Linked DNA regions of Homo sapiens: region 2 is linked to region 1. Evidence: chromatin contacts called from ENCODE Hi-C or POLR2A ChIA-PET data. All regions are on one chromosome and are shown on one strand. Each heading gives the region's core, a stretch centred on a gene start or an enhancer-like site at or near the end of the contact. The rest is flanking DNA. Distances are from core to core; before and after follow the strand shown.

Evidence for each region. Hi-C counts contacts between places; a loop is a spot of excess contacts on that map. ChIA-PET counts read pairs that join two places held with the same protein, here RNA polymerase II (POLR2A).
Region 2: a loop to region 1 is called in a map of GM11168, with 2.7 times the contacts of the local background. The contact joins two enhancer-like sites. A Hi-C loop is called at or near these places in 5 of 168 maps with a recorded cell type or tissue (GM11168, KBM-7, mammary epithelial cell and 2 more) and 1 of 37 single-sample maps with no recorded cell type. POLR2A ChIA-PET finds 5 or more read pairs at or near these places in 1 of 52 experiments (AG04450).

The regions. Positions count from the first base shown.
Region 1 is chr11:74,277,363-74,283,395 of GRCh38, forward strand. P4HA3 (prolyl 4-hydroxylase subunit alpha 3) reads right to left here. Exons shown (of 13, transcript NM_182904.5): 8 at 2,026-2,090. Among named protein-coding and RNA genes, the nearest start is that of P4HA3-AS1, 31 kb to the right of the region's middle. Within about 2 kb of position 1,534, at least 9 of the 41 ENCODE cell types and tissues checked have a DNase peak (open chromatin) inside an H3K27ac peak, as active enhancers do; they include transverse colon, where a contact is called at or near this core.
Region 2 is chr11:74,440,362-74,446,498 of GRCh38, forward strand. No RefSeq gene overlaps it. Among named protein-coding and RNA genes, the nearest start is that of KCNE3, 24 kb to the right of the region's middle. Within about 2 kb of position 2,855, at least 10 of the 41 ENCODE cell types and tissues checked have a DNase peak (open chromatin) inside an H3K27ac peak, as active enhancers do; they include transverse colon, where a contact is called at or near this core.

The sequences.
Region 1 (6,033 bases), core at 284-2,783:
AAACTCACAGCATTGAGATACAAAGAGGAATAAGACAAAACCCCTGCCTTCAAAGCTGCTATGGTGTAGAGACATCTGAACAGAGGGACCCGGGTACAGTGGGAAAAGCTTGTGATTTAGAGAAATGTGACGAGTCCCTGATCCTCTGTGATCCTAAGTCAAGTATTTAACCATTAACCTCTCTAAGGGTCAGTGTGTTGTCTATAAAATTGGGATGATAATAATATCTACTTCACAGACTTATAAAGATTGTGAGAGGCAATGCTTATGAAGACACTTTGTGAACTATACATTAGTGTTACTTTTAAACACAGGAAAATCTCTGCTCTACTGCAAGACAAGCCAGGATAGGGCAAAGGCCAAACAGCAGAGTTCAGTCTCTTTTCCTGAATGTCTTGTTGAGGTTCTGACAAAGTGGCAACTTTGGAATCAGAATTTACGTCCCTGGGAAGTGAGAAAGTGCTCCCTAAAGCCAGTGGGTCTCCTGGGGAGACGATAAGGCTCTGAGGGAACAGCCTTGGCATGATATGGAAGACCATTTCTTTGCTCTTTGCTTTTGATGGATTAGTGTGTTCATTCTTTCAAATAGAGTGCAAGCAGAGTGCTATGCCACATGCTCTTAGGTTACAGAGATCCCCAAGACAGAGCTATTGCCTTCTAAGAGCTCATGGATTATGGGGGAAAGGACAAACACAAATATAACTAAGAACAAAGTAAGGTACAGTGAAAAATTGAGAAACAGACTTTAAAGTGCTGGGAAGCACAGAGGAAGGAGAAGTTCATTCCAGTGGGGCACTCAGGTAAGATAGTGACATTTAAGCCAAATTTTGAAGAGTGCATAAAATTTCAATAGATGGAAAAGATGTAGGAGTATTCCAGCCTGAAGAAACAGCATAAGCACAGACATGGAGGTGTGGCAATAAATTATGAATAAGGAGATAGGAAGAAGTAACGGGAGATACAGCTGGAGAAGCAGGCTCAGGGCATGACATAGAAAACTGAAAACACTGTGATATGGAATCTGGACTTTATGGATAATGGGTACTCAGTGAAGGTGTGTGAGCAGGAAAATGATTTGGCAATTAGAAGTTCCCTGGTGACCTTTGGGAGACCAGCTCCAGCGAAGTTGTGAGGACAGAACCAAAAGTCAAAGAGTTGAAGAGTGATGCAAGTGGAGAAAGAAAGTAGTTTCTTGTTCGGAAAAGGGAAGAAAATACCACCTGCTCCCCTGGAAGCAATTAACCCAAGGCTGAATTTTCTCTCTGACACTAGAATATCAGAAAGGTTAGAAAAAGCAATGAGGCTGAGGTCATAGGGACCTTCCATAGGTTAGAGAATAACTACTAATATGAAAGGCCCTTAATGTACCAGACCAAGTAAGTTAAGCCAAATGATTCTGAATCACAGCTTTCATCACTCACCTCCCTTCCCAGACAGCACAAACTGATCTCCATCCTGAGGTCTGGCCTCCCCCCAAGGATGCTGACGTCACTGTCTCACATGTCTTTGGTGGATGTAAGTAAAGGGCTGCAGTGGGGGGTGGGCAGGGCTGGAGGGGTGGGATAAAGCTGGGCTCTCACAGCTGAATCTGCTCCTCTACAGAAGCCATCAGGGCCAGAGTCTATTTGTCCTTCTGGTCTCATTCTTGGCAAGTCATGCTTTCAATATGAGTCAGGAGGTGGGAATGGAATCTTGTAAAGTTAAATTACAAATGTGGACAGGACTGTATCTTCTGGAAAAGCAATCCTGTTTAGGAGAACAACTATAGACATATTTTTTGGTTTAGGGCAGAGGAGCTCTTCCAAGTCTCTCTCGAATGGCCTTCTAGTTAAACCCTCAGATGATCTAACAACCTGGGAAAGGGGAGTGGAAACTTCACCCTCTTAAAAAGAATGTACAGCTATAAACGTGAACTAGGGATTCTCCACCTCTGGAGGTCCCTGAATGGCTGTTGCTGACTGGCAGTCAGCTATGCTACGGCCCGAGGGTGGGCAGCAGGTATGACCAAGGAAGGGCCCTTCTTACCTTTTGCTGATGCGGTACTCCACTTGTAACTGCTTCTCCCCTGATGCCACCACTGACCTCTGTAGCTGGTGGGAAGAATGTAAGACAAAGTCCAAGTGGTTATGATGCAAAAGGAAAGTTTTGTCACTTCCACAGACATATTTCTCTCTTAAGCATCAACATAACAGATGCCAGTTCCTCCTTAATTAGAGGACATTTTGCATGTGGGACTAATTTAGTGACAGCTATCAATCCTGAAAATAAAAGATCATAAGTGACCAAAGATCGTAGAGTTGAAAATAACCTTTAACACTGTGTCTAGTCGACAGTAAGCACTCAATAAAAGTTTGCTGAGTTGAATTTAACTGTTATTTGAATCCCTTTTGTATCTGTAAGACTGTGAGTTAGGTAAGAACAGGGGCTATTTCTCATTCGTCTTTGTTTCCCAGGGTCAGGCACAGGGCCTGACCTATGGTAAGCACTTCGTAAGTGTTTGTCGAATTAAATGAACACCTCCAGCAACAGGAAACTCTCTACACTCAGAGGCAGCCTGCTCCTTTTGAATATTCTAATGAAAGCCTTTCCTTACAGAGAATCAGAGTCTGTTTTTGCTACAACCACTTTTTTAAAAAATTGATATATAATAGTTACAGATGTTGAGGGTACTTGTGAGATTTTCATAGCTGCAACTGCCTTGATTATGAAAAGACAACAACAGTTTTGATAACACTAGTTTAACTAAATGCCTCTCTTTTGTTCTGAATGTCTAGGTATAGCATTTAAATTATTATTATTATTATCTTTAGAGACAGGGTCTTGCTCTGTTGCCCAGGCTGGAGTGCACTAGTACGATCATAGCTCACTACAGCCTCCAACTCCTAGACTCAAGCAATCCTCCCACCTCAGCCTCCCAAATAGCTGGGACCATAGGCACATGCCACCAAACCTGGCTAATTTAAAAAAAAAATGTTTTTGTAGATACGGGGTCTTGTTTTGTTGCCCAGGCTGGTCTTGAACTTCTGGTCTCAAGGGATCCTCCCACCTCGGCCTCCCAAAGTGCTGGGATTACAGGAATGAGCCACCATACCGGGCCTAAATTATTTTTAAATAAAGTGTCTCCTAATTGCAAAATCCAGGGACAGAAAGAGAAATATTATTTATTTATATGAGGGTAAACATGTCTACTTCTGCCTCTGTCATCAGAATGTCAGCTCATGAGGGCAAGGACTTGGCCTTTTTTCAGTGCTGTATCCCCAGGGTCCATTCAACACCTGGTGGTGGAGTAGGTGCTTAGTACTGGTTAAATAAACAAATGAATGAAATAGGGCACTGCCCTTAAAGGTACTCACAGGGCTCAGACCCAGCTCTGGTGCTTCACAGGCAGGCAGAGCAGTGCCTGGGGCAATGAGCTACACAGACAGAAGCTCTTTCCCTTCTCTGAAGCTTCCATAATGTCATTGTCCCTCCTGCTAAACCAGATAGACAGTCTTGGAAAAGCCTCTTCCTTTCCTTGGGCCTGTTTCCCCATCTAAATTCTGCACAGCAAAAGAAACTACCATCAGAGTGAACAGGCAACCTACAAAATGGGAGAAAATTTTTGCAACCTACTCATCTGACAAAGGGCTAATATCCAGAATCTACAATGAACTCAAACAAATTTACAAGAAAAAAACAACCCCATCAAAAAGTGGGCGAAGGACATGAACAGACACTTCTCAAAAGAAGACATTTATGCAGCCAAAAAACACATGAAAAAATGCTCACCATTACTGGCCATCAGAGAAATGCAAATCAAAACCACAATGAGTTACCATCTCACACCAGTTAGAATGGCAATCATTAAAAAGTCAGGAAACAACAGGTGCTGGAGAGGATGTGGAGAAATAGGAACACTTTTACACTGTTGGTGGGACTGTAAACTAGTTCAACCATTGTGGAAGTCAGTGTGGCAATTCCTCAGGGATCTAGAACTAGAAATACCATTTGACCCAGCCATCCCATTACTGGGTATATACCCAAAGGACTACAAATCATGCTGCTATAAAGACACATGCACACGTATGTTTATTGCGGCATTATTCACAATAGCAAAGACTTGGAACCAACCTAAATGTCCAACAATGATAGACTGGATTAAGAAAATGTGGCACATATACACCATGGAATACTATGCAGCCATAAAAAATGATGAGTTCATGTCCTTTGTAGGGACATGGATGAAATTGGAAATCATCATTCTCAGTAAGCTATCACAAGAACAAAAAACCAAACACCACATATTCTCACTCATAGGTGGGAATTGAACAATGAGATCACATGGACACAGGAAGGGGAACATCATACTCTGGGGACTGTTGTGGGGTGGAGGGAGGTGGGAGGGATAGCATTGGGAGATATACCTAATGCTAGATGACGAGTTAGTGGGTGCAGCGCACCAGCATGGCACATGTATACGTATGTAACTAACCTGCACAATGTGCACATGTACCCTAAAACTTAAAGTATAATAATAATAATAATAATAATAATAATAAAAGTTTGGGACAAAAAAATAAAAAATAAATAAAATGCAGCTTATGAACAACATGTGCTTGCGAGTTCCTCTCACATGTGGCTCTACAATCTTAGGAAGCAGGAAATCAGAAGGGGATTGATGTTGCCTCCATCCATTGTCCCTGGTGTCCTGTCCTGAGCCATTTGTAGAGGAGAAACTCATAGAAGAGAGATGCTCCCTTCTGTTCTTTTAGGGCAAAATCAATGGTTTAAAAAAAAAAAACAAAAAAAAACCCTAAGGAATCCCCCCCATCCCAAATTAAGGAGTCACCTTATATTTATTTCCTGTAACAATCATTAATTGTCTACCTACCAGTCACTCGTTTTTTGGAACAAATATTTATTGGTTGTTCTCTGTGCTAAGCACTGTGCTAGGCACTGGAAAAACAATGTTAATCCAGACAATGTCCCTGCCCCTAAGACATCTAATGGGGCCATAATAGGCAAGTATAGAATGCCATGGCAATAGAAAGAGGGACACATAGCCCATTCTTATGAGGGACAGGGAGTCTTTCCAGGATGTCCACAAGACACACTGGAATCATACAGGTGAGAAGTCAAGGGCAGTTCGTTCCAGGCAGACAGAAGAGTGTGCAGCTGGAGCGTCAAGTGCCGGGGGAGATGTGGTAGAAGGGGTTGGCAGCAGCCAGGCCATGGAGACTTGTAAGCACTCAAAGGCAAAAGTGACCCAGTGAAGAGTTTCAGCAAGGGCTTGAGTGGTCAGACCTGACCTTTTAAAGATTTACTCTGGCAGCAATGGGAAGAACATGGGGCAAGGCATTTGCAGAAAGATGATGCCTGCTAGTTTACAGTCTGACTGGGGAGACAGGATGCTGACCCAGGAAACTGTCAGTGATGTCAAACAACACATAAATGGCAGAATACATTTAAAAATTAAGTACCAAACAACCAGTGAGAAAAAGCTTAGAGTTCAGAGGAGGAATAGGTAATTGTATATGGCTCCAAAAAGTGCTCTGAAAAAGAACCAAAGGAGGCCAGAATGATCAGGGCTAGCGGGCCCAGCGAAGGTGCAGGGCTTCAACTGAGTCTTCAAAGATGGGCAGGATGTGGTGAGAGAGAGAAGTGATGAGTGAGTGTGCTTTGGGAAAGGGACAGTGACTAGGAAGCAGAGATATTCAACACAAGCCACTGAGGCATCTGTCTTCAGTTCCCATGGGGAAGCCACTACCATGTCAGTCCAGGGCTGATTCCTGGGAGAGCCACAGACCAGACAGGCATCAGCAGCCCCAGAGAGACACTTCTAGGGGAAGGAAGTGTGCCAAGATCTGTGCATGCTAAATGGACGACATGGCCATGAACATTTAAATCAACGTCTCTGGGTGGGTCACTTCTCCCGTTACCATGGCAACAGGGCTGTTATAAGGAAAAAGCAGCTGCTGGCCAAAAGCTACTACTGCTGGCTCACTGCAAAGCTGAACCTGTTTGCTCCAATTCACCAGTGGGGCTTAATTATCT
Region 2 (6,137 bases), core at 1,605-4,104, 160 kb after region 1:
TTATAGAAATTATAGTAGAATGAAGAAAAGAGACACAGTAAGCAGGCAATGATTGTCTAGAGTGCTAAATATTTTACTGGGGGAGGTGTGGAGTACTATGAGTTGCATATAGAAAGTATTCCTCATACATATTTTATATTTTACCATCTGAAATGATATGGTTTGGCTCTGTGTCCCACCCATATCTCATGTCAAATTGTAATCCCCAATGTTGGAGGTGGGGCCTGGTGGGAGGTAACTAAATCATGGGAGTGGTTTCTAATGGTTTAGCACCATCCCCCTAGTGCTGTCTCATGATAGAGTTCTCACAAGATCTGGTTGTTTTAGCACCTCCCCACCACCTCTCCTGCTGGCCATGTGAAGATGGGCCTGTTTCCCCTTTGCCGTCATTGTAAGTTTCCTGAGGCCTCCCCAGAAACAAAAGCCCATACAGCCTGCAGAAGCATGAGCTGATTAAACCTCTTTTCTTTATAAATTACCCAGTCTCAGGTAGTTATCTTTAGCAGTGTGAGAATGAACTAATACGTATGGGGTACTATGAGTTGCTTATAGAAAGTATTCTTGGTATACATTTTATATATTACCTTCTGAAATAAAGTGATCTAAATGGATATCTGGAAGGTAAGTAGGAGTTAGCTAGGATGATGCCTGCAATTTTGCTACAAGTTAAGACTAGCTTAAATAGTGAACTCCTGCTAAAGAGCATCCTACTGCATCAGTAGGATGGGATCTCTGGTATTGGAATTTCATTCCTGATAGCAGAGGATAAGAAAACTGCTAGCTGACTGGGATCCAGAGGTGACTAAATAGGAGTATAGTGAAGCTGACCTTGATAAATCCTCTTAAAAAGTGACCCAGAAAGACAAAAGAACCAGAAGAAGGTGAGATTAAGAGGTGAACTACATCTCTTAGGTTATAAACATGCAGAAAAACAAAGGATGGTATAATAGAAAAAACACAAGTCAGATGACCTACAATCTGATCTTGTCTTAACCATGAACTCCCTTTTAGTGTATGATGTTAGATAATAAATTTTCCCTCTCTGGGACTCTGGCTTGTCCATTTATAAGATATGTGAGTTGGACTGCTTAAAAGGAGACAAGAAGGGGATGCTACAGTACAAGAAGTGAAAGTGGTCAGACATGTAGTTCACAAACATTGCTCTCAAGCCGCAACCTGGCCAAAGCACAGAGGAATTTAGGACCTGACTTTGAGCAGGTGAAGTCATTTGCTATCAATCCTAGGAAGGGAATAAATTTTTCTAGACACAGGGCTCACTTCTCTGGTTATTTATTGCAGGTCTGCAGAGGAAAGCACACTGTGAGTTTACTTAGTTGCTTGTCCCTCTCCTGCACTTGGCACCCTTCTGTTCCCTTCCTTCTATTATAAGGAACTCAGGGTATATGAAAGAATGGTCCTAGAGGAGCACAGCCCAAACCAAAGCTAATTGATTGCTAATGGGAGGTCTCAGTGGGGGAATGATCTTTAGAAAATTGTAGTGGAAATCCTAGTACCTAGCCTTTCTTAGAACAGTACCTCCCTTCTTTTTGAACACTGATCCCCCACTTCAACTATATAGTTCCAGTAGGAGCTGGAAATCACAGAATCTCTCACCCTTGGCACAGGGATGAACATGTCTCTTCCAGCCAGGGCCAAAGAGAAATTTTGCAAATTAGAGGTAAGGGGAAGGGCTCAGTCCCCCTCAGATAGCAAAAGTGTGAGATGGAGCCAGGAGGTATCGGTAGCCACATCCCTTGCAGTGTGGAGGAAGCCAGTCTGTAGTTGGTAGGCTGACAGATGGGGTGTGGTGGGGTGGGAGGTGGGGTGGGGATCGGGGGGAGGACAAGCATGCAATCTACCTTGTGGCATTATTGTGCCTATTTCCAGTTGTCCTGGAGGTCCAGCTATAACTTTACCCTTACTTATATGAAACAATAAATGTGTCTTTTGACATTTTGAGATTTCTACCCTTAGCAACCAAAAAAGTATTGCTTGACCCAAAAATCATTAGTTTTCTGCCGGAGGTGACTACTTAACTATGTTCAGATGTAAGGTCACTCCTGGTCCTGGACCCCTTGTAGTCCAAGTTTCCTGGAATGGCCTATACTTCCCATGTGTTCAATATTTTAATAAGTTTACCAAGTAATACTTCTAAACTACTCCGCATAATGACCCTCTGAGGTGGACAGGGTAGGGTTATCCCTATTTTACATCAAAAATACTGGGGTGAAGTGACTTGCCAACATCGTGTAGTAAGTTAGAGGTAGAGCAAGGACTCAAACCCTGGACATGACTAGTACTCTATTATGACAAGCTCTCTGTCCACTTAGGCAAGAGCGTTGGAATGGCTGAGAATATGTTGCTTATTCATTCAACAAATACCATTGAGCCTGTGCTCGGGCCAAGCGTTCTGGGGCCCAGAGTACAGTGTCAAATGAGACACAGCCTCTGACTCACAAAAGCTGATAATCTAGACTGTGTATACACTAGTAAAAAGGCAATTAGAATAAAGTGTGGTAAATACCATGGTAGATGGAGTCCTTCTGGAACAGATAGGAGGGGCACTAAACCTGTTCTGATAAGAATTAGGAAAGGATTCTCAGCAAGGTCACTGCCAGTCCAGTACCTTTTTGTGAATCAGAGAAAAAAAGAGTGCTCTTTCCTTAAAACACCAACTGCCGGGACATTTTTATAAAAGCATATAAACCTGTAATATATTTTCTGTGATCAGCACACCCTTGGTATGTGCAGCAGGCAACCAGTTCAACTGTGTGTGGCACCCTGCTTCCCAGAGGAAATAACATTGAAGCTGAGATCCAAAGGGTGAGTGTGTGTTAGCAGACAGCCTACCTGTCGGCTCCAGGCCTGTCTGAGAATTGGGTCTGCTGCCAAACATGCCATTATTTATTTAGGCAGCACAGCCCTCCTGTGGCTGCTCCTATGTCCTCACTGACACCACAATCCCTTTTTTCTTTGCTTCAGTCTGGTCTCCCATGGATCCCAGAGGACTCTCTCCCTGCAGGTTATTCAATCTCCCTAGACCTGTTTGTCTACCAGGGACTAGATTAAGAGTTTGTGTTTCTGGACCGTAGCCCTCAGTGGTGCTTAATTCAAAAAGAAACCCCAAGAGAAAACCCGATCCTCTCTGGGAGGGCCCAGCCTAGAGGATAAAGTATCTAAAGGCCTAGGGATTGTACAGCCTTTTCCTGATTGGCTGCTAATTATGTTCTTCTCTTGACTGCAGTTTTTCATTTCGTTTTGGTTTATCTGTGGCATTTTCTGAGCTCAACGAGAGAAATAAATAAGAAGGGAGCATGCAACCCTGTTGTTGTTAGAATCCTAAAATAGTAGGACTGGGGGAAAAAAAAACAGTATGCTCTCCCTTCCCAGCATTCTTATCTAGGTGAAAACAAACTGCGAATGCAGATTTAAAGGGGAGTAGAAACGGCTTTTATAAGAGAAAACTGGAGGAGCGTTCAGGAAAGGACAGAGACAGTTCCATCTCTTTGCTTTAGTGACATTAGGGGTTCATGTGTTGACGGAATGTATATGAAGCTCAGATCTTTTAGAATCAGCTGACAGGTGGAACTATTTTCCTTCCCAACCATCTGCACACTCTGTAAAGATAGAACAGCGTCACGTTTCAATGCACTGGATGTCTTGATCATGAAATTACCTCTACTTTAGAGATGTTACTGGCTCCCATTCCCAGATTCCCCCGCCTGTTGTAATGCTTGCTATGATTAGGTTAGGTTATTAGGTTGTATTATATTATTGCTCCTGAGTTCACAGGAAATTCTTTTTTATCCTTCCCCCGCCAACCCCCCCCCGCCCCGCCGCCCATTTCATACTAGGCTCTTCCAAGATTATTTTAAGGAAGGTTGTTCGATTCCTAGACTGTTCAAATGGAAGAATTTTAGGTGTCTGGCTTAGCTCTGCAGATTACAGCCAAGGAGCACAGGCCCAGAGGGGCATTGAGTGACAAAGGTCAGCTGAGGAGTTAGCAGCAGAGCTTAAGTGTCCTCTCCAATGTTCTTTCTACCACTGACACTATCTCTTTTTTGGCAGGTGATTAGCCTGGGATGAATTCTGGCACGGTTCTGAAAAGCGTGCTGTCTTTCTTCTTCTAGCTACAAATTCCTCTTTTCCAGTTCCTTCCTCTTCTGTCTTTTCTCCTTATATTTTGAATCTCATCCAGCAGCCACAACAGGTGTTGGGCCTGCCTCTCAAAAAATCCTACAGCTTGGCTGGCAGGGTCCTAGGGGTGGAGCATGTCCTTGCACCACCCAGTTGGCTGCCAGATCAATTTCAAGGTCTCTCTGGTAGCCTCCAGGGCCAGTTCTACTAAGAAGCTCCTCCCTCCTTGGAGCATCCAGTGATTGGCATGTAAACTCTTCAAAAGTCTGCTCTGAGCGCCTCGTGTGAGGAATATTTTATTGCAAACTTAAGCTCCCTGAGAATTGTTCTCTCGTACTAAGCTTGACACAGTGTTAATCTATAATGGAGGCTGTTGTTGACAATCATGGTAAGAAAAACTCACTTGTTTACCTGAAACCTTCCCAGACTAGTCCTTTTTCGCTTCGATTGTTCCACTGGTGAGGGTGGGGCTGCTGCTGTGCCAAGTGCAATACTTTTTGTACACTCAACAAAAAATTGTAATAAATGTACATTTGGGGCTCCGTTTGAGCTTAAATTATGTCCACTTTTGGAATTCACACAGGTGTGGGTATTCGTGATATGGCAGCCACCAGGAGTGAGCTGTTCAGGTCTCCCACAGGGAGCCTGCTGGGAGAAGAGCAGTTAGTGGCCGGCCTCAGGCAGCAGCACCTTTGGGCTCTCCTGCAGTGTTTACACCCCGGTTATGCTCACCCTGGCCTTCTCCCTGCCACTGACCAAGCTCTGCAGACGTATGAAAGTCAAGCCATTCCTGCCCAACATGGGACTCCTGTAATGGGCAGTCTCTGCTCTGGGGCTCCTCATCAGCCTGGCTGAGACTTTCTCAGAGCTGCATTGAAACCTGACGCTCCTCCTGCCTGGTCCTTCTTCCTTCCCTCTTTTTTTCGCTGGTGTCAGATCTGCATCACCATCTGAGGCTCCCGCATCTACTCCTGCTCCCTCACAGGCATTCCCCGCCCCAGTACATTTCTGGCACTTCTCACTCCATTTTGGCATCTGCTTCCTGGAGGAACCAATTGGGCATATTCGACCTAGTAGGCCCAACTCACCCAAAGTCCATTTTTTGTGAGGGCTTTGGGTCTCTCCTGGGAGAGAACTCATCTTAAGGAAAGTAAGGAGATAGGCAACATGGATCCAGTAATAGAATCTTCAAAATCAAGGAGGAATGAGCCAACATTTAACATTAGGTTTGTCATACAGATTTGTTTCTTGACCTTGCTGCAGCTCAGGCTTAGGAATTTGTAGAGGGAAACTGGGGTTAGGAAGGAATCAGCAAAATATAGAAGAGCTGCTTTACTGAAAGCAAAGGACATAAATATTACCCATTAGAAACCCATGTGACAAAGTATAGCACGATGGGGAGAGAGAGTTTCCTCACCTCCATGCATTCCATGTAACAGATGCTATGTACTGGGAACTCCAGAAGTGTCCAAGTCACCTGGCATCTCATCAATTCAGCATGTGAGAATCACTCTCCAGGCCTCTCAGAAATTAAGAGGTGCATTTCTCAGGGAACTAGGGTCCTTGGTTAATAGGCAGAGGCAATAGGTCGCAAAACTGTATATAAATTTGAATCACAGACTATTATAGCTGAAAGGAACTATAGTTCCTTTCCCTATAGATTCTGTATAGATTTCATCCATCCATATAGACTGGATGATCTATAGTAATCATCCAATCTGCTGATTTTCAAACTACATTCCATAGAGATTCTCAAAGTCCTGGGGGGAGAGTGCTACAGATGAAATAATGGTAGTTCAACAAAGGGAGAAATTAATTTAATTTGATGCAAGAAGGTATTTGATAAAAGCAAAGTGACGAGCTGATGAATTGATCAATTTAGGTCAAACAGCTAATAAATGAAGGTGCTGAGATAAGAATCCTGATTTCCCAGCTTCTTATGTGACTTTATAGGGGACTTTGGCTATTACTTTTGCAATGTGATGTCTGTGAGCAAATTA